Regions from separate parts of the Homo sapiens genome. Here regions 2, 3 and 4 are each linked to region 1. A link is a contact called in ENCODE Hi-C or POLR2A ChIA-PET data. All regions are on one chromosome and are shown on one strand. The core of a region is the stretch at or near the end of the contact, and the rest is flanking DNA. Distances in the headings are between cores, read along the strand shown.

What was found. A loop is a pair of places that touch in the nucleus more often than their neighbours do. ChIA-PET counts read pairs that join two places held with the same protein, here RNA polymerase II (POLR2A). Pooled maps may share reads with other maps.
Region 2: a pooled map shows a loop between it and region 1 (9-fold over the local background). The contact joins the promoter of SPNS1 here to the promoter of XPO6 in region 1. A Hi-C loop is called at or near these places in 8 of 50 pooled maps. POLR2A ChIA-PET finds 5 or more read pairs at or near these places in 3 of 52 experiments (HEK293T, activated T-cell and activated naive CD4-positive, alpha-beta T cell).
Region 3: a loop to region 1 is called in a map of CD8-positive, alpha-beta T cell, with 4 times the contacts of the local background. The contact joins the promoter of NFATC2IP here to the promoter of XPO6 in region 1. A Hi-C loop is called at or near these places in 1 of 168 maps with a recorded cell type or tissue (CD8-positive, alpha-beta T cell) and 11 of 50 pooled maps. POLR2A ChIA-PET finds 5 or more read pairs at or near these places in 1 of 52 experiments (activated naive CD4-positive, alpha-beta T cell).
Region 4: a map of naive thymus-derived CD4-positive, alpha-beta T cell shows a loop between it and region 1 (10-fold over the local background). The contact joins the promoter of SH2B1 here to the promoter of XPO6 in region 1. A Hi-C loop is called at or near these places in 1 of 168 maps with a recorded cell type or tissue (naive thymus-derived CD4-positive, alpha-beta T cell), 1 of 37 single-sample maps with no recorded cell type and 11 of 50 pooled maps.

What each region holds. Positions count from the first base shown.
Region 1 is chr16:28,209,469-28,213,999 of GRCh38, forward strand. XPO6 (exportin 6) reads right to left here and starts at 2,497. Exons shown (of 24, transcript NM_015171.4): 1 at 1,898-2,497. The coding sequence starts at 1,900. RefSeq lists an enhancer at 1,617-2,615 and a silencer at 2,245-2,734.
Region 2 is chr16:28,972,868-28,977,398 of GRCh38, forward strand. SPNS1 (SPNS lysolipid transporter 1, lysophospholipid) reads left to right here and starts at 1,911. Exons shown (of 12, transcript NM_032038.3): 1 at 1,911-2,525; 2 at 2,625-2,690. The coding sequence starts at 2,285. RefSeq lists enhancers at 1,648-1,767, 1,848-1,957, 2,056-2,225, a cis regulatory region at 2,141 and a silencer at 2,178-2,267.
Region 3 is chr16:28,949,147-28,953,677 of GRCh38, forward strand. NFATC2IP (nuclear factor of activated T cells 2 interacting protein) reads left to right here and starts at 1,791. Exons shown (of 8, transcript NM_032815.4): 1 at 1,791-2,252; 2 at 2,986-3,058. The coding sequence starts at 1,866. It overlaps NFATC2IP-AS1 (NFATC2IP antisense RNA 1), which reads right to left. Exons shown (of 2, transcript NR_186408.1): 2 at 3,756-4,531. RefSeq lists enhancers at 1,113-1,647, 1,667-2,167 and silencers at 1,887-1,986, 2,127-2,246.
Region 4 is chr16:28,861,362-28,865,892 of GRCh38, forward strand. SH2B1 (SH2B adaptor protein 1) reads left to right here and starts at 2,482. Exons shown (of 8, transcript NM_001387430.1): 1 at 2,482-4,531. RefSeq lists enhancers at 1,557-1,626, 1,907-2,201, 1,919-2,424, 2,067-2,426 and a silencer at 2,537-2,696.

The DNA of each region.
Region 1 (4,531 bases), core at 1,247-3,746:
ATCTCTACTAAAAATACAAAATTTAGCCGGGCATGGTGGCGCATGCCTATAATCCCAGCTACTCGGGAGGCTGAGGCAGGAGAATCACTTGAACCCGGGAGGCAGAAGTTGCCGTGAGCTGAGACTGCACCACTGCACTCCAGCCTGGGCAACAACAGCTGAACTCCATCTCAAAAAAAAAAAAAAAAAAAGCATTACTGAAAGAATAAATGAAGGAAGGAATGAGTGCTACTTTCATTAGCCACTAAATGTTATACCTCATACCTCTAGATTACTCTTTAGAGAAATCCTATCCCCAAATTTCATAGTTGAGGAAATTGGAACTGAGAGCTTAACTGATTTGCCACAATTCATACTGTGTAATATATATGTTAAAATACATAGACTCAGCTGTGCACGGTGGCTCACGCCTGTAATCCCAGCACTTTGGGAGGCTGAGGAGGACGGATCACTTGAGCTCAGGTTCAAGACCAGCCTGGGGAACGTGGTGAGACCTCATCTCCACAAAAAATTAGCCAGGCATGGTGGCACTTGCCTGCAGCCCCAGCTACTTGGGAGGCTAAGGTGGGAGGACTGCTTGAGCCCAGGAGGTCGAGGCTGCAGTGAGCCATGAACGTGCCACTGCACTCCAGCCTAGGAAACAAAGCAAGACCCTGTCTCAAAACAAATAAAAATAAAACACATACACTATACGTATAGCATATACTGTACGGTGCTGCTCAGCATTAATGGTGTACTTTACCCAGCTGGTTGTAAGCTCCATATCTCAGGACCTACACACTACCCACAGGCCCCTTGAATGTTTCGAAAATTCCACAGGCCTTAAGGTCTGTATCACAAAAGATGCAGCTATGTCCCTTTCTCTATTATACCACTAACTTGGCAGGGGTAAAATGGGTGAAACTGAGGAGAACAGCTCCACTCCTCGAGGTGCTCAACCACAGGCTAGGTGATCCAGTACTTACCAAGGGCTTACTATGTGCCAGGAGCTGGAGCAGATAAGGGTTCAAACAATTTGGTCTTTGAAGGAGCTGTGTATACCGCAATAGACAGATAAGGCTCAGAAATAATTACAAGAGCAAAAAGGCAAATGCTTAACAAAGAGATGTGGGTACACACATTTAGGGGAGTATTGAAAGTATCGGTCTAGAAAACGTGGAGATGTGGATACACAAAGAGATGTGAGTACACACATTTAGGGGAGTATTGAAAGTATCGGTCTAGAAAACGTGGAAGGTAGCTTCAGCAGAGATCAGAGCATGTAGAATAGCAGCCTCAGTGTCAAAAGATCACGACCATTCCTGACTTTGCCATCACCTGTGCAAGTGACCTCTGTAAATCGCTCTGTTTCCTCATATATAAACCTACAGCTAGATGAGATGTTTCTCCTACAATCACCCAGCTCTCTAAGTGTATTAGAGATGCCTAGGTTCAAAGTCAGATGCCTAGGTTCAAATCTTAACACTGTTAAAAAGTCGCTTGACCTTGAGCTGGGGAATTAATTGCTCCGTGCCTCAGTCTCCCCACTTCCGAACAGAGGGCTGGTGTGATCATTAAATACTACTGCACTGTCAATCACTTCGCGCAGGGCCTTGGCAAGTAGTAAGCCCTCAATAAACGATAGTTATTATCCGGAGGAGCTGCAGGAGGCAAACACCAGATGCAAGGGTTGTGCCTGCTGCGCTCCCAGGGCCCTCCCAGGCCTGAGCCATCATCCCTGGGGGGATGGGAGCGCAGGGCCGGGGCTGCACACTCTGCACGCATGTGTCACCGGCCAGGCTCCGCACGCGCCTCTCCCCGCCATGGGGAGAGCAGCGATGGCTCAGCAGCCCCGGGGCCCATTCCCACCCTTCCGGTAGGGCACCCCAGGAGGGAAGGGGGCTCCAATTCCACTTACCATGCTGGCCGGGGAGGGGGCGGCTCAGATGAGCTGGTTCTTGGGCTTCGGACACGTCCCGCTCGCACAGTTCAGGTCATGGTCCCGGCAGACTCGGGAAGTCCCCCACCCATGCAAAGACAACCCCTTCCCCACCGGGCCCCGAGGGGACCCTCTAAAAAGGGCAGGGCCGCCCGGGTCGCCTCATCGGGGGACCCCGAGACAATTCATCCAGACCCACCCGCCCCTCCCCAAGGAAACTGAAAAAGCAGGAAATGAGGCTCGGATGCCGGCGAGGAGGGCAGCTGCTCGGGACCCCCGCCCGGGCCCGACCCCCGCGGGGGAGGCTGCGGGCCCAGGCAGGGGCTCCCCGGCCTCCGCGGGCAGAGGTGGCGGCGGCCCCGGCCCCGAGGCTGAACGGGCGGAGGCTGACAGGCCTCGACCGCGCGGCCCAGGCGGCCGGCTCAGGGGAGAGGCCCGGGGGCCCGCGCTGTCCTCGCAGCCTCAACCCACACGGCCACTGCCGCCGCCCCCTAGAGCATCCTTGCGCGCGCCCGCCCTGGAGCCGCCCGCTAGTACCGCGCGGCCGCCCCCGACCAACAGCCCCAACGCGCCGGAAGTGGCGAGCGCCGGGCGGCCCCACAGCGCGGCCGCCGGGCTGCGGCGCTGGAACCGGACCAATCCGGAATCGAGCGGGGCGAGCGGGGGGAGCGGGCGGAGGGCGGAGGGCGGGGCTGCACCTGACGGCTCCCACTGGCCCCGCCTTCTTACCACGCCCTCTCTTGCCCCGCCCCCTGCGCCCACCGCCCGTGCGTCCACGCGGGCCGGCAGCCATCTTGGTAAAGGGAGCCCGGGCTGCCATTTTAGTAAAGGCGTGGTTTCCCTTTCGCTTTTTTCGCCCATTCATTCCGCTAAAATTTTAGTGAGTGCCTTTTACGGGCGGAGCATCGAGCTGGCAGCGTGACGACACGCGGCCCTATGGAGCTTACATTCATGCAGTCCACACACTCTTGCCCGACTATATTCCAGGCCCTGCTGTGGATGCTAGGACAGGGGAGATAAACGTAACTTCGATAGCCAAGGTGCTGAGAGAGGCAGAGAATGTGTTGGATTCCTGTTCCCATCCTCCAATCCACTTTACTCGTGAAAGTGCTCATCTTTATTTTGTTTTATTTTTGGGGACAGGTTCTTGCTCTGTTGCCCAGGCTGGAGTGCGGTAACACAATCATGGCTCACTGCAGCCTCAACCTCCTGGTGCGCCACCATGCCCAGCTAAATTTTTTTATTTTTTGCAGAGGTGAGGCCTCCTTTTGATGCTTGGGCTGGTCTGGAACTCCTGGGCTCAAGCAGCTTTCCTGCCTCAGCCTTCCAAAGTGCTGGGATTACAGGTATGAGTCATCCAGCCAGGCTGAAAGTGCTAATTTTAAGAAACAGTCAGGAAACTATCCCAAACAGCTGAGGTTGAGCCCGCGGGTGTGCCTACTACATAGATTGGAGCAAATCTATGTAACCCAATGGCCCTTGTCAACCTTAAATAACGAGATTGAGAAAATAGTATTTAAGTATAGGGTTTATTCAAGCCCGAAGCTTGAAGATGGCCCACCAGAAGTATAGTCCAATTAGTGGCAGTTACAAATGGGGTTTCCTTGTTTGTTTGTTTGTTTTTAAGACAGGGTCTTGCTCTGTCGCCCAGACTAGAGTGTAGTTTGTTGTTGTTGTTGTTTGAGACGGAGTCTCGCTTTGTCGCCCAGGCTGGAGTGCAATGGTGCAATCTCAGCTCACTGCAACTTCCGCCTCCCGGGTTCAAACGATTATCCTGCCTCAGCCTCTCGAGTAGCTGGGACTACAGGCACCCACCATGATGCCCGGCTATTTTTTTTATTTTTAGTAGAAACGGAGTTTCACCATAGTGGCCAGGCTGGTCTTGAACTCCCGACCTCAGGTGATCCGCCAGCCTCGGCCTCCCAAAGTGCTGGGATTACAGGCGTGAGCCCTCCCGCCTGGCTTCAAGTGGGTTTCTAAGGAAAAAAGAGGCATAACATAAGGTTGAATAGGAATGATGAGAAAGGGGGAAAAAATAACATAAGCTATTGCCTATACATTGTTCTTTGTATCACAAATTTCAGGAACCTGAAGGAAATGGGGGAGGCAGCTAGTCTGGAACAAAATATCTTTAAACAATTGTCCCCGAGCATGTGGAGGTGGGAGTGTGCCCGAACTCCCATACACAAGTCTCAGTGGACCTGACAAATTTTGCATACTTCACATAACTCAGACTTCCCTGAGCTATTTTTCTTTCCTGTCAAACCTCAGTGTGATCTGAATCAATTCACCCAGAAGGACTGTTAAAACAAAGATTACTCGCTCCACTCATAGACTTTCCCATCCAGTAGGTTTGAGATGGGGCTGAATAATTTGCATTTCTAACAAGCTCCCAAATGAAGCTGATGCTGCAGGTCTAGATACCACATTTGGAGAACCACTGATACAACACTTTACCACTGAAAGCAATAGCTTTCAGGGGTTTTTTAGTTTTTTGTTTGTTTGTTTGTTTGTTTGTTTTTGGAGAAAGGGTCTCACTCTGTTGCAGTGACATGATCATGGCTCACTGCAGCCTCAAACTCCCAGCCTCAAGCACTTTTTTTTTTTTTTTAA
Region 2 (4,531 bases), core at 661-3,160, 760 kb after region 1:
TTTTTATTTATTTAGTTTTTTTGTAGAGATGAGTCTTGCTTTGTTGCCCAGGCTGATCTTGAACTCCTGGGCTGAAGTGATCCTCCCACCTCAGCTTCCCAAAGGGCTAGGATTACAGGCATGAGCCACTGTGCCTGGCCAAAAACACAATTTTTAAAATGGACAAAAGAGCTGGGTGCAGTGGCTCACACCTGTAGTCCTAGCATTTTGGGAGGATGAGGTGGGAGGATTGCTTGAGTTCAGGAGTTCCAGACTAGCCTGGACAACATAGCGATAACTCATCTCTACAAATATAAAAATTAAAATGACACTGGGCATGGTGGCTCACCCCTGTAATCCCAGCACGGTGGGAGGCTGAGGCGGGCAGATCACTTGAGGTCAGGAGTTCAAGACCAGCCTGGCCAACCTGCTGAAAGCCCATCTCTACCAAAAATACAAAAAATTAGCCGGGTGTGGTGGCACGTGCCTGTTATCCCAGCTACTTGGGAGGCTGAGGCACAAGAATCGCTTGGACCCCGGAAGTGGAGGTTGCAGTGAGCCGAGATCCCGCCACTACACTCCAGCTCCAGCCTGGGTGACAGAGCAAGCGTCTGTCTCCAAAAAAAGAAAGAAAGAAAAAAAAAAAGAGTTCTTTACATGGATACAAGTCCTTTGGCAGATAGATGCTTTGTAAATATTTTCATTCAACCTGTGGCTTGCCTTTTCACTTCAGAGGTGCAATTTACAATGCGTATCACTCTCTAGATAAGCTCCACGAGGGAAGGGAGTAAGTCTGCCTTTCCCTGAAACCTGGTAAAATGCCAGGCACATACATGTTCAATAATATCTTGTTGAGGGAATTAAATGCCTGCAACCTGAAGTTCCTGTCCGCCAGGGGAAACCAAGCTTAAGGTTCTGAAACACGAGGCACCTAATATGGGGGGGGGGGGGGGGTTAAAGCCAATTATGGGTATTCGGACTCGAAATAGTTTCTAACAAGGCGTTTTGGGGTTGGGGGATGCTCTCCCCACGAGATTCCAGGATTTCAGTAGAGGGCCTTTAAGGGCTGGTTGAAAGATGGGTCTTGAAGCTGTATTTGCACAGAACTATACTAATTTTACTTAGAGTGCTTTATTAGATGTAGCTTGGAGATTATAGGGTGCCACTAAAGAACCACTCCCAAGTTATCCCTTTGACCCTAGTCCTGCAGCTGGGAGTCTCCTTAGGCTAGGAGCTCCTGCCTGCCCTACAAAAGCCCACCGGAGGGCGCAAGGGCTCCAATCCCGATTGGAGTGAGGAAAAATATGCTCCAGGAGCGGCGGGTGGAGACGCTTCCTTTAATAGGTATTTAAGTGTCCACGGTGAAGGCTCAGGAGTTTACAAGGCTAGCAGGGTTGGGGAATCTCAACAAAGGGCGGGGCGTTGCTCAAGCTCCATCCGTCCGTCCGTCCATCCCTCCGTCCCTCCAATCCTCCATCCATCGCGCTGCTCAAGCTCCATCCATCCATTTATCCATCCATCCATCCATCCTTTATTGAGAGTAAAAAGCCGCCAACCAGACCCTGGGAGGAAGACAGGATGGTTCCCGAGAACTAGGGCTGCTCCTTGGCTTTTAGAGGTATCTACTACTTCCAAAACCTTTTGAGACCCCATTATCCCGTTTGATGAAGATGGAGTCTGCCACGTGGGGGTTCCAGATAAGACAGCTGAGATTCGGAAGGGCAGGCGACTCCACCTAGTCACGGGGACGCTCTTTTTGACGCTCCAGGGACCGCAGGGTCTGGGAAAGTTCCTGGTTACTCCGGCGACCGGCCGGCCGTCACATGACATGTGAGCCCGGGCGGAACGCCCAAGAGGCTTCCGTAGTCGGGTGGCAGGTCACGTGTCGAAGGCTTGCCCGCGGGGACCCCTTCCACCCTGGCTCCCGCGTCACATGACCGGCTTTAAGCAACATGGCGGCTGCCGTGGTGCAGCGCCCGGGCTGAGCGACAGCAAGTGCAGCGGGCTCCTACCCCGGGTGAGGGGTGGCCTCCGCGTGGGATCGTGCCCTCTTCAGCCCGCTCCTGTCCCCGACATCACGTGTATTCCGCACGTCCCCTCCGCGCTGTGTGTCTACTGAGACGGGGAGGCGTGACAGGGCCCGGGTCCCTTCTCAGTGGTGCTCTGTGCTTCAGGGCAAGCTCCCCGTCTCCGGGCGCACTTCCCTCGCCTGTGTTCGGTCCATCCTCCTTTCTCCAGCCTCCTCCCCTCGCAGGTGGGATCGTCGGTGGGACCGGAGCGCGGGCGGGCGCGGCCCCCCGGGACCATGGCCGGGTCCGACACCGCGCCCTTCCTCAGCCAGGCGGATGACCCGGACGACGGGCCAGTGCCTGGCACCCCGGGGTTGCCAGGGTCCACGGGGAACCCGAAGTCCGAGGAGCCCGAGGTCCCGGACCAGGAGGGGCTGCAGCGCATCACCGGCCTGTCTCCCGGCCGTTCGGCTCTCATAGTGGCGGTGCTGTGCTACATCAATCTCCTGAACTACATGGACCGCTTCACCGTGGCTGGTAGGGACTCACTTCTGGGAGGAAGATAGTCTAGGAGAGGGGAGCCAGGGTCCCGAGGGTGGCGCTGCTTTGCCGGACCATCCTGAATTTTCTCCTCAGGCGTCCTTCCCGACATCGAGCAGTTCTTCAACATCGGGGACAGTAGCTCTGGGCTCATCCAGACCGGTGAGTGGGGACCACTCCTGGTCACACAGCCGCTCCTCCTTCTGTTCTGTCTCAAGTGGGGCCACGCGCTGGCCTGTCTAGGGGCTCATTAATGGAGGTTTTGTGGCCAGTTAGGGGAGGTGATGGCCCTGATGTTGCTCGGGGGTCAGCGGGACACCACATTTAAAGAGGGAGTCAGTTTAGTATAACTAAGTATAACTTCACCCAGGTGAAGACAGACCTGGGTTTAAATCTCAGCTCTTCCACTTATTGTGTGATGGTAGGCAAGGCACTCAACCTCTCTAAGCCTCATTTTCCTTGTCTATAAGATGGAACAAGTAATAACACGAATCATCTCTTAGGACTGATGTGAAGATTAACTAAAAGATTGTCTGTGAAGGGCCTAGTGCAGTGTTTGGCACATGGTAGACACCCAGTAAATAATGGCAGGAGGGTTGGGTGTGGTGACTCACGCCTGTAGTCCCAGCACTTTGGGAGGCCAAGATGAGTGGATCACTTGAAGTTAGGAGTTCAAGACCAGCCTGGTCAACATGACGAAACCCCATCTGTACTAAAAATACAAAAATTAGCCAGGCATGGTAGCGAGCGCCTGTAATCCCAGGTACTTGGGAGGCTGAGGCATGAGAGTTACTTGAACCCGGGAGGCAGAGGTTGCAGTGAGCCGAGATCGCACCACTGCACTCCAGCCTGGGTGACAGAGCGAGACTCCATCTCATAAATAAATAAATAAGTAAAGGCAGGAGAGGGTGTCTGGAATGGGGAGAGGTGTGTTTTACTTGTTCACAACTTTGGGACTTGTGGGAGAGGCAAAGCTAGAGCCAAGCCCTTTTTCTTCCTTCCATCCTTCATTCATTTCTCAACCATTTCTGAGTACTCATTGTGTGCCAGGCCTGGAGGAAGTGATGATTACACCTGTAGGACTTTGCGAAGAACTTTTATGCCCCTTGTCTTCTAATCCTTCTATCAGTCAAAAATAGGTGTTACTGTTCCTATTTTATAGAGGAAGTAGGTAGTGATATCTACAGCTTATAAAGAAACTGAGGCTTGGAGAAGAGTTAAGACTTGCCCAGGGTCACACCACCAGTTGGAGGCGGAACAGGAATTTGAAACCAGGTCTTGCAGTGTTCTTTTCTCTACTCCAGGCCAATGAGGAACTGGAGGTATTTGAGGTGAAGTCTGGAGCAATGAGAATGGGATCATAGGGCAAGGTCTTCAAACCTCTGAAGAGTTGTTGAGTTAGAGCAGCAGCTCTTTCTAGGCAGCCGGATTTATTCACTCTCTTCACATGCTTATTGAGCACCTGTTTTGCACTAGGCTGTGTGTTAAGTAAGTGAAAGAAACACAGTCATGGCCAATACAGGCAAGGACCTTGCCTTGGGAGCTGATAGTACGCTATGCATGAGGCAGCAACAGCCAGTAAAACGCTAAACTAAAGTGGGACAGTTTTCCCATAGGGATAAGTGTTATGTAACAGAAAACAGTCCAGGCGCTGTGGCTCACACCTGTAATCCCAGCACTTTGGGAGGCCGAGGCGGGTGGATCACGAGATCAGGAGATTGAGACCATCCTGGCTAACATGGTGAAACCCCATCTCTACTAAAAATACAAAAATTAGCTGGGCGTGGTGGCACGCCCCTGTAGTCCCAGCTGCTTGGGAGGCTGAGGCAGAATTGCTTGAACCTGGGAGGCGGAGGTTGCAGTGAGCTGAGATCGCGCCACAGCACTCCAACCTGACAACAGAGCGAGACTTCGTTTAAAAAAAAAAAAAAAAAAAAAGAGAAAAAAGTAAATGTGAGAGTCAGGTACTGGATGTGTGCTCACCTGGGCAGCATGCTTCACCC
Region 3 (4,531 bases), core at 541-3,040, 740 kb after region 1:
ATACAAAAATTAGCTGGGCAAGGTGGCAGGCAACAGTAATCCCAGCTACTCGGGAAGCTGAGGCAAGAGAATCCTTTGAACCCTGAAGGTGGAGGTTGCAATGAGCTGAGATCGCACCATTGCACTCCAGCCTGGGCAACAGAGCAAAACTCCGAATCAAGAAAAAGAAAAAAATAAAATAAATAGTCGGGCGCAGTGGCTCACGCCTGTAATCCCAGCACTTTGGGAGGCCAAGGCGGGGGCGGAGGGGGGTGGATCACCTGAGGTCAGGAGTTCAAGACCAGCCTGACCAACATGGTGAGACCCCATCTCCACTAAAAATACAAAATTAGCTGGGCATGGTAGTGCACGCCTGTAATCAATCCCAGCTACTTGGAGACTGAGGCACGAGAATTGCTTGAATCTGGGAGGCAGAGGTTGCAGTGAACCGAGATCGAGCCATTGCACTCCAGCCTGGGCAATAAGAGCGAAACTCCATCTCAAAATAAATAAATAAATAAAATTAAATAAATGAATAAAATAAAATTTAAAAATAAATAAATACATAAGATTTTTTTTTGAGATGGAGTCTCACTCTGTTGCCCAGGCTGGAGTGCAGTGGTACAATCTTGGCTCAGTGCAACCTCTGCCTCCTGGGTTCCAGCGATTCTCCTGCCTCAGCCTCCCGAGTAGCTGAGATTATAGGCGCCTGCCACTACGCCTGTCTAATTTTTGTATTTTAGTAGAGACAGGGTTTTACCATGTTGGTCAGGCTGGTCTCGAACTCCTGACCTCAGGTGATCTGCCCACCTCGGCCTCCCAAAGTGCTGGATTATAGGCGTGAGCCACCACGCCCAGCCTTATTATTTCTATCTTTCTTTCTTTTTTTGAGAGAGAGTCTCGCTCTGTCGGCCAGGCTGGAGTGCAGCGGCAGGATCTGGCTCACTGTAACCTCTGCCTCCCGGGCTCAAGCAATTCTCCTGCCTCAGCCTCCTGAGTAGCTGGGATTACAGGCGCACGCCACCACGCCCGCCTAATTTTTGTATTTTTAGTAGAGACGGGGTTTCACCGTGTTGGCCAGGCTGGTCTTGAACTTCTGACCTCGTGATTCGCCTGCCTCGGCCTCCCAAAGTGCTGGGATTACAGGCGTGAGCCACCGCGCGCGGCCAGCCTTATTATTTCTTTAAAGCATTTTTGAGACAGGGTCTCGCCCTGTCACCCAGGCTGGGGTGCAGTGGTGCGATCTCCGCCTCCCGGGCTCCAGCGAAACTCCCACCTCAGCCTCCTGAGTAGTTGGGACCACAGAGGGGTGCCACCACGCCCGGGTAATTTTTGCATTCTTAGTAGAGACGCGGTTTCGCCACATTGGCCAGGCTGGTCTCAAACTCCTGAGCTCAACCAATCTGCCCGCCTCAGCCTTTCAAAGTGCCAGGATTACGGGCGTGAGGCACCGCGCCTGGTTAAATCCGCGGTTTCCACAGGGAATTCCAGGCCCGCCTTCCTTCTCCCGGAAACCTTACCGCTCGAGGACTACATTTCCCAGGATGCCCTGCGACTAACCAAGCCGGAAGACGGTTGTCTTGGTTGGGCGGGTCCGGGAGAGGCTCGTCTGTGGAGAGGTGGCCCAGCCAATGGGTGAGGCCGACTGAATCGAAAGCTACGGTGATTGTGCCGAGGTGATTGGAATCTTTGGCGCCTTGGTTTCAGAGGTGGGCGCATGATGAGCGGGTACAGAGACCAATGAAAAGGCGGGAAGGCGGATCCCGCGCGTGGGGCGCGAAGAGTTGCTGACGAGCAGGCTGTTTGTCCAATGCAAGGCGAAAGTCGCTGAAGGGGGCGGGGCGAGGCGAGAGGAGGCGGGCGTGTGTTGTGGAGGAAAGTGTGCCATGGCGGAGCCTGTGGGGAAGCGGGGCCGCTGGTCCGGAGGTAGCGGTGCCGGCCGAGGGGGTCGGGGCGGCTGGGGCGGTCGGGGCCGGCGTCCTCGGGCCCAGCGGTCTCCATCCCGGGGCACGCTGGACGTAGTGTCTGTGGACTTGGTCACCGACAGCGATGAGGAAATTCTGGAGGTCGCCACCGCTCGCGGTGCCGCGGACGAGGTTGAGGTGGAGCCCCCGGAGCCCCCGGGGCCGGTCGCGTCCCGGGATAACAGCAACAGTGACAGCGAAGGGGAGGACAGGCGGCCCGCAGGACCCCCGCGGGAGCCGGTCAGGCGGCGGCGGCGGCTGGTGCTGGATCCGGGGGAGGCGCCGCTGGTTCCGGTGTACTCGGGGAAGGTGCGCCCGGTCCCGGGGAGGGGACCGGCGGAAGGGCCAAGGGCTTGGCCTCCAGGGAGGGGCCGGCGTTCGGGGAGGGTAGGGCTATAGGGGTGTTGAGGCTGGCGTTCTGGGGCTGGTCCTCGGGCGTTAGGGTGTTGGAGGCAGGGAGAGGCAGGGCTCCGGGACTTTCTGCAGACTGGGGTGGTGAAGGAGGGTGGGATGCGTTGGAAGTTTAGGATTCCTAGGAGCTAGAGTCTTGGGGGCACAGGGAGGCTGAAGAGCTGGGATTCCTGAGATTTTGGAGAGGGACTGGGAGGACCTGGGGCCGTTGGATTTTGAGGTTGGGGTCCATGGCAAATGAAGCCAGGGAGCTGCAGTATTGGGGGTTGGGGTCCATGCGGGTTCAGAGAGGACTGGGCGGCTCCAGAGGCTGGGGTCCCCCGATGGTCGTGTGAGCAATGGGCTGAGAGTCCCTAAGAGTCAGGGGTAGAGGGGCGGCTAGTAACCTAGTTAAAAAGGGCAAGGAAGCATACATTTCAGAGTGTCTTAGGCAGATGGAGGAAAGGGTGAAGGGTACTTCCATTCTGAATCCTGGGGAAGCTGGACTTCTAGGTTGCCAGGAGAGGGCCAAGGTGTCCACGATCTTAGGGAGGATTTGGGAGCTGGGTGTCAGGGAAGAATTACCCCCAATTTTTTCTTTCGGTAGGGGAAGGACTTGGGCCTGACCCCTCTCCCTTCTTTGTCTTTGCAGGTTAAAAGCAGCCTTCGCCTTATCCCAGATGATCTATCCCTCCTGAAACTCTACCCTCCAGGGGATGAGGAAGGTAAGGGAGGGCCTCCAGGGAGAGGCACGCAGCCGCTGGCTTCTCTTAAGAGAATTCCTGGGGTTTATATTCCTGCAGTCAGTTGTCTCCTGAGGCTCAAGGGAAGAGCGTGGGAGAGGGGACTCCTGCATCCCAGCCACAGGAGCTGGATTGTTAACAAGCATAGAATGTATTAATGTATACATTTCTGGTGCCACCTGAAGAGATGCTGATTCTGTAGTCCTGGGCGGGGCAGGAGGCGGTAAGGTGTTGAGAATCTGTGACATCTTGTTACATCTGCAGCAAGTTCTTTGGGAACACTGGAGCCAGCAGGGTGTTCTCTGAATCTTATCAGGGATGCCCTGTCTTTGTCCTCCCCCACTGATGCATTTTTTGCAAACAACTCAAGGGCGGGGAATAGGAATCTAGTCTAATAAGGAAATAATCCAGTGGGCAAATGGAGACCTTGGACCAAGACTCTTGTACCATGAGGGAGTACAGTGGGGTGATTAAAAGCAAACAGGAGCCATCTGGCCTGGGTTTGAATCTCAGTTCTCTCTTTTTTTTTTTTTTTTTTAGACAGAGTTTCGCTTTTGTTGCCCAAGCTGGAGTGCAATGGCACGATCTCGGCTCGCTGCAACCTCCACCTCCTGGGTTCAAGCGATTCTCCTGCCTCAGCCTTCCCAGTAGCTGACTAATTCCCACCACGCCTGGCTAATTTTTTGTATTTTTAATAGAGATGGGGTTTCACCATGTTGGCCTGGCTGGTCTTGAACTCCTGACCTCAGGTGATCCGCCCATCTTAGCTTCCCAAATTGCTGGGATTACAGGCGTGAGCCACTGTGCCCGGCCTCAGCTCTATCTCTTAATAGCTGTGTGATCTTAGGCGAGTTTCTTTTTTCTTGTTTTGAGACAGAGTCTCACTCTGTCACCCAGGGTGGAGTGTAGTGGCGCAATCTTAGCTCACTGCAACCTCCATCTCCCAGGTTGAAGCCATTCTCCTGCCTCAGCCTCCCGAGTAGCAGGGATTACAGGCGCCCGCCACCATGTCTGGCTTTTTTGTATTTTTAGTAGAGATGGGGTTTCATCATGTTGGCCAGGCTGATCTCGAACTCCTGACCTTAGGTGATCTGTCTGCCTTGGTCACCCAAAGTGCTGGGATTACAGGCGTGAGCCACCACGCCCAGCCTGGGCAAGTTTCTTAATTTCTCAGTGCTTCAATTTCCTCATTATCAAAGTGGGGATAATAGTAGACCCCATTTTGGTGCTGATTTTGGTGAGAATTAACGAAAGGGAATATAGAGAGAGCTGCCTCTTGGCTAGATATATGCTTTAGGACAGTACCTAGGACACAGAAGTGCTACGTAAAAGGTACCTCTATCCCTGATACTCAAAACGTGGGCCCAGCCATATATGGCATCCGTTGGAAGCTTGCTAGAAATGCAGGATCGGCTGGGCACAATGGCTCAAAGTGCTGTAATCCCAGCACTTTGG
Region 4 (4,531 bases), core at 1,232-3,731, 650 kb after region 1:
AACTCATGATGCGCCCGCCTCAGCCTCCCAGTGTTGGGATTACAGGCGTGAGCCACTGCGCCCGGCCATCTTAGAACATTTTTTTTTTTGAGACGGAGTCTCGCTCTGTCGCCCAGGCTGGAGTGCAGTGGTGCGATCTCGGCTCACTGCAAGCTCTGCCTCCCAGGTTCACGCCATTCTCCTGCCTCAGCCTCCCCAGTAGCTGGGACTACAGGCACCCGCCACCACGCCTGGCTAATTTTTTTTGTATTTTTAGCAGAGATGGGGTTTCACCGTGTTAGCCAGGATGGTCTTGATCTCCTGACCTCATGATCCGCCTGTCTCGGCCTCCCAAAGTGCTGGGATTACAGGCGTGAGCCACTGTGCCCGGCCTTGAACATTCTTAGGTGAGTCAGGATTTATCCGTCTTCCCCTCTTGGGTTATTTATTTGTCTTCGAGTTCCAGGATGGGCACTTGATCCAATCAGCTACTCAGTTCTGGAAATTTCATTGGGAATCTCAGAAAAGAGGCATGCTCCTTCTAGGAGAGTTGCTAAGCTATTAGGGTTTAAGCTTGGAGCTACAAGAAGCTATTTTGCCACTAAGAGAGGAGAGCCTGCCTGAGGGTGAAGCCAAATGCATAGGGAAGGCAGAACCAGAGATGGTGAGCCACAGGTTCCTGATATCTTCTGGCCCCTGTGTTCACCTGTCTGAATCTGTCCGCTCTGGACTTTTCGATTACTTGGGCCATAGCTTCCTTTACTGTTTAGGCCAGCTGGAGCCGGGTCAATCAGACACTGGATGGGTGGAGGATCTCACTGTGCTCATGCTTTCAACTACCCTCCGTACTTTAATTGTTCTCGATTTCTCTAACTGGCCTTGATGTCTCTTCTTAGCTCCAGACTATATGCCCACAGACGTCCCAAAAGCACGTCTGGAATTGACCTCATTATTATTATTGTTATTATTTTTGAGATGGAGTCTCGCTCTTTTGCCCAGGCTGGATTGCAGTGGCGCAGTCTTGGCTCACTGCAACTTCCGACTCTGGGGTTCAAGTGATTCTTCTGCCTCAGCCTCCTCTCAAGTAGCTGGGAGTACAGGCGCCTGCCACCAAGCCCGGCTAAAATTTTTGTATTTTTATTGCAGATGGGGTTTCACCATGTTGGTCAGGCTGGTCTCAAACTCCTGACCTCAAGTGATCCGCCCGCCTCGGCCTCCCAAAGTGCTGGGATTACAGGCGTGAGCCACTGCGTCCGGCCTTGACCTCAATTCTTTTTTTTTTTTTTTTTTTTTGATAGGGAGTCTAGCTCTGTTGCCCGCGCTGGAGTGCCGTGGCGCCATCTCGGCTCACCGCAACCTCTGCCTCCCGGGTTCAAGCTGTTCTCCTGCCTCGGTCTCCCAAGGGGCTGGGATTACAGGCGCCTGCCACCACGCCCGGCTAAATTTTTTGTATTTTTAGTACAGACGGGGTTTCACCATGTTGGTCAGGCTGGTCTCAAACTCCTGACCTCAAGCCATCCGCCCGCCTCGGCCTCCCAAAGGGCTGGGATTACAGGCGTGAGCCAGCGCTCCCGGCCCTGACCTCATTTTTTTTTTTTCTATTTTTAAAATAGGGATTCTAGTTCTGTTGCCTGGGCTGGAGTGCCGTGGCGCCATCTCGGCTCACCGCAATCTCTGCCTTCCGGATTCAAGCTATTCTCTTGCCTCTGCCTCCGGAGGGACTGGGACTACAGGCGCGCGCCACCATGCCCGGCTAATTTTTGTATTTTTAGTAGAGACGGGGTTTCACCATGTTGGCCAGGCTGGTCTCGAACTCCTGACCTCAGGTGATCCACCTGCCTCGGCCTTCCGAAGTGCTGGGATTACAGGCATGAGCCACTGCGCCCGGCCCTGACCTCATTATTTCTACCCACCCCCTCCCCCACCACTACCACCATCTTCATCTCCAGCCTCAGAGATGCAAACTCCTGGACCGCCTGCCCCTTTCCTCAGATAAACCAAGGTCGTAAGTTCAGGCTCCGCCTCCCCGCAGGGCCTCCCCAAGGTCACCCGCTTCTTTCCTCGCTCAGCTCCTTGGTGGCGTTGTCCGCGTGCCCCTCCACAGCGGGGCCGGCGCTCTAGGCTGCAGCGGGCCGTTCACACAGCCTCATCATCTCGCTGGTTTCCGGTGCTCGGCGGCTACTCTAGCCCTCAGCCGGGCCCTGGGACTCTATCCCCTAAGGCCGGTTCTCTATGGTCGACATCGCCCCTTTGTCCCGAATTTCCTCCGGGAGGACGCTCTGGTGGGATCCAAGCACTTCCCCCGCTGCGTCTGTGGTCGCTTTTAGGTGCAACTGGAGAAGGCACTGAAGCCCTACGAGATTCACACCGTCTTCGGTCTCCTGGGGTCGGCGCCGAGTGGGAGGATGGCGGAAGTAAGTATGAAGGTGCCCTTCCCTCCCGCCGCTGTTCTCTATGGTCTCTTCCTTCAGCGACGGGAAAGGGGGTCCTGACGCCTGCGCGGAACCGGGCTGGGCGCTCGTCGCGTAGTGGGTGGGGGCGCAGGGAGCGGGAGCCGCCGCCGCCGCCGCCGCCGCCGGAGCTAACCTCGGGGACCGAGATGCAGGTGGGACCGGAACCGGAACCCCCCTCTTCAAGTACCTTTTCCCTCTCCGCGACCCGGCCCTGGCGCCCGAGAGGATTCCTGGGTGGGGGTGGGCGTGGAGGGCCGGGGGCTGGAGAGGCACTCGGCCCCGGAGAGTGCAGCAGACAGGGCTGGTCCCGAGGTGGATGCGGCCCCGGAAAATGGGCGGCTGGGGGGTGTCCAGGGAGTAGGGTCGGATCGGAGTATATGGACCACCGGGCCCGGAGGGTCCGAGCCGAGAGCGGAGCCTGCACCCTCCACCTCCCGCCCTTCGGGAAATATCAGAACTGAGCCAGGAGGCAGGTGCACCGGGAAAATGTGTCTGAGTCCTGCTTGGCAGAAGAGAAACTGAGTCACCAGCTTAGGAGTCGCAGGGTCAGCGGGCCTGAAGGGGGCTGGGTCTGTCTGCGGTGCGGAGGATTGGGTGGGCCTGTGTGAGCCGAGGTGGCCGCTGGCTGGAGATTGGTTTGCACTTCTTGGCTGGGTTCCCCCGTGCTCCATGACTCCTGCATCTCCTGATTGTTTCTCGTTGGTTTGGAGTTGTCCCTGCGGTTGGAGCCATCTGAGCTTGTAGGGTCGAGGCCCAGGAGGAAGGGGAGGGTTCACCGACTTACAGCCTGGCTGTAGGTTTGAACAGGAGTCTGAGGTCGCTGAGGGTTTGGGGAGGCTTTCCTGAGCTGCTCTGGCCCCAGTCCTGGGGCTGTCACCTTCCAGTATTGCGTGGCGGGAGGAGCGCTAACAAGAGCCAAGGGTTGTAAATTCCACACCCAGCTCTGCCACTTTCTAGTTGTAAGACCTTGAGAGGGCTCCTCCTTTCTCTAATTTCTATTTTAGAAAATTGGAACAATAATATTCTTCTCCCACATGAAGATAGTAACAATGGCAGTCGTTCAGCGGATGCTTACTTTGCGTTCAGCGCTGACATACCCCATTCCATGTAATTCTCTCAACATTTCGAGGGGAGGGATCATTAGCTTTGTTTAACAGATAGAAAAACGGAGGCTCAGAGAGGACGTGGAATTTGTTCAAGATAACATCGCTCATAAGGTGGCTGGACTGGGTGCTCATAAGGTGGTTTGAGCCCTGGTCTGACTCAAGTCCATGGCCTTAACCAGAAGGCTAACCTGCCTTTAGGGCATACTCCCCAGTGGGAGAAGAGGAAGGTGAAAAATCCTAGGGCCCCAGCTCTCCCTGTGATGTTTTGTTTACGTGAGGCCAGCAAAGACTTGACCTGAGCCAACCCAGTTTCTCCTCTGGGGCCCCTGCGGCCTCTGGCCCCAGACTGAAGGGATACCAAAGAAGTGGGCTGTAGCTATTTCACATCTCCTTCACGCAGTGCGTGGGTGCTGGACTCTGGGGTCAGCTTTCAAGACAATTACTGTTTTGGTCCATCATGCATCCATCCTCATTAATGAATCGGCCCCCTCCAAAGAGTTGGACCCTAAGATGCGTGAGGCAGGCTCTCTAAGGTCTAGAATCCCAGCTCCTCTCTAGCCCCCTGCGAGCTGGGGCGGTGAGGTGCTATGGCTGAGGCTGGCCCAGCCGGGCCCTGGGGACAGGGACTATGAAGTGGGGAAAACAGTAGACTTGGAGTTCTGAAACTTTTCTGAGCTTCGGTTTCCTCATCTGTTCGAGAGGTCTTTGAAACCTCTCAGGGAAAGGTAAGATAACCAAGTGGGAGCCTCTAGAATGGCTCATGGGAAGTGTGACATGAATATTGGAGGATCCGATGTAGAGGGGGGGTGATCTGGAAAAGTTCCCTTTTTTAGGGGGAAGGTGCTCCAAAGCCCTCTACTGCTGGATCCAAAGCTAAGGAAAGTGGGGGCAAATGTGGCAGGCTCGGGGCAGGTTAGACGCTGGGGAGCCAGTTGGCTGGGGCCTGCAGGGTGCCAGGATCTGGGAGAGGGAAGGGAGGTGTTGGGCTCCCTT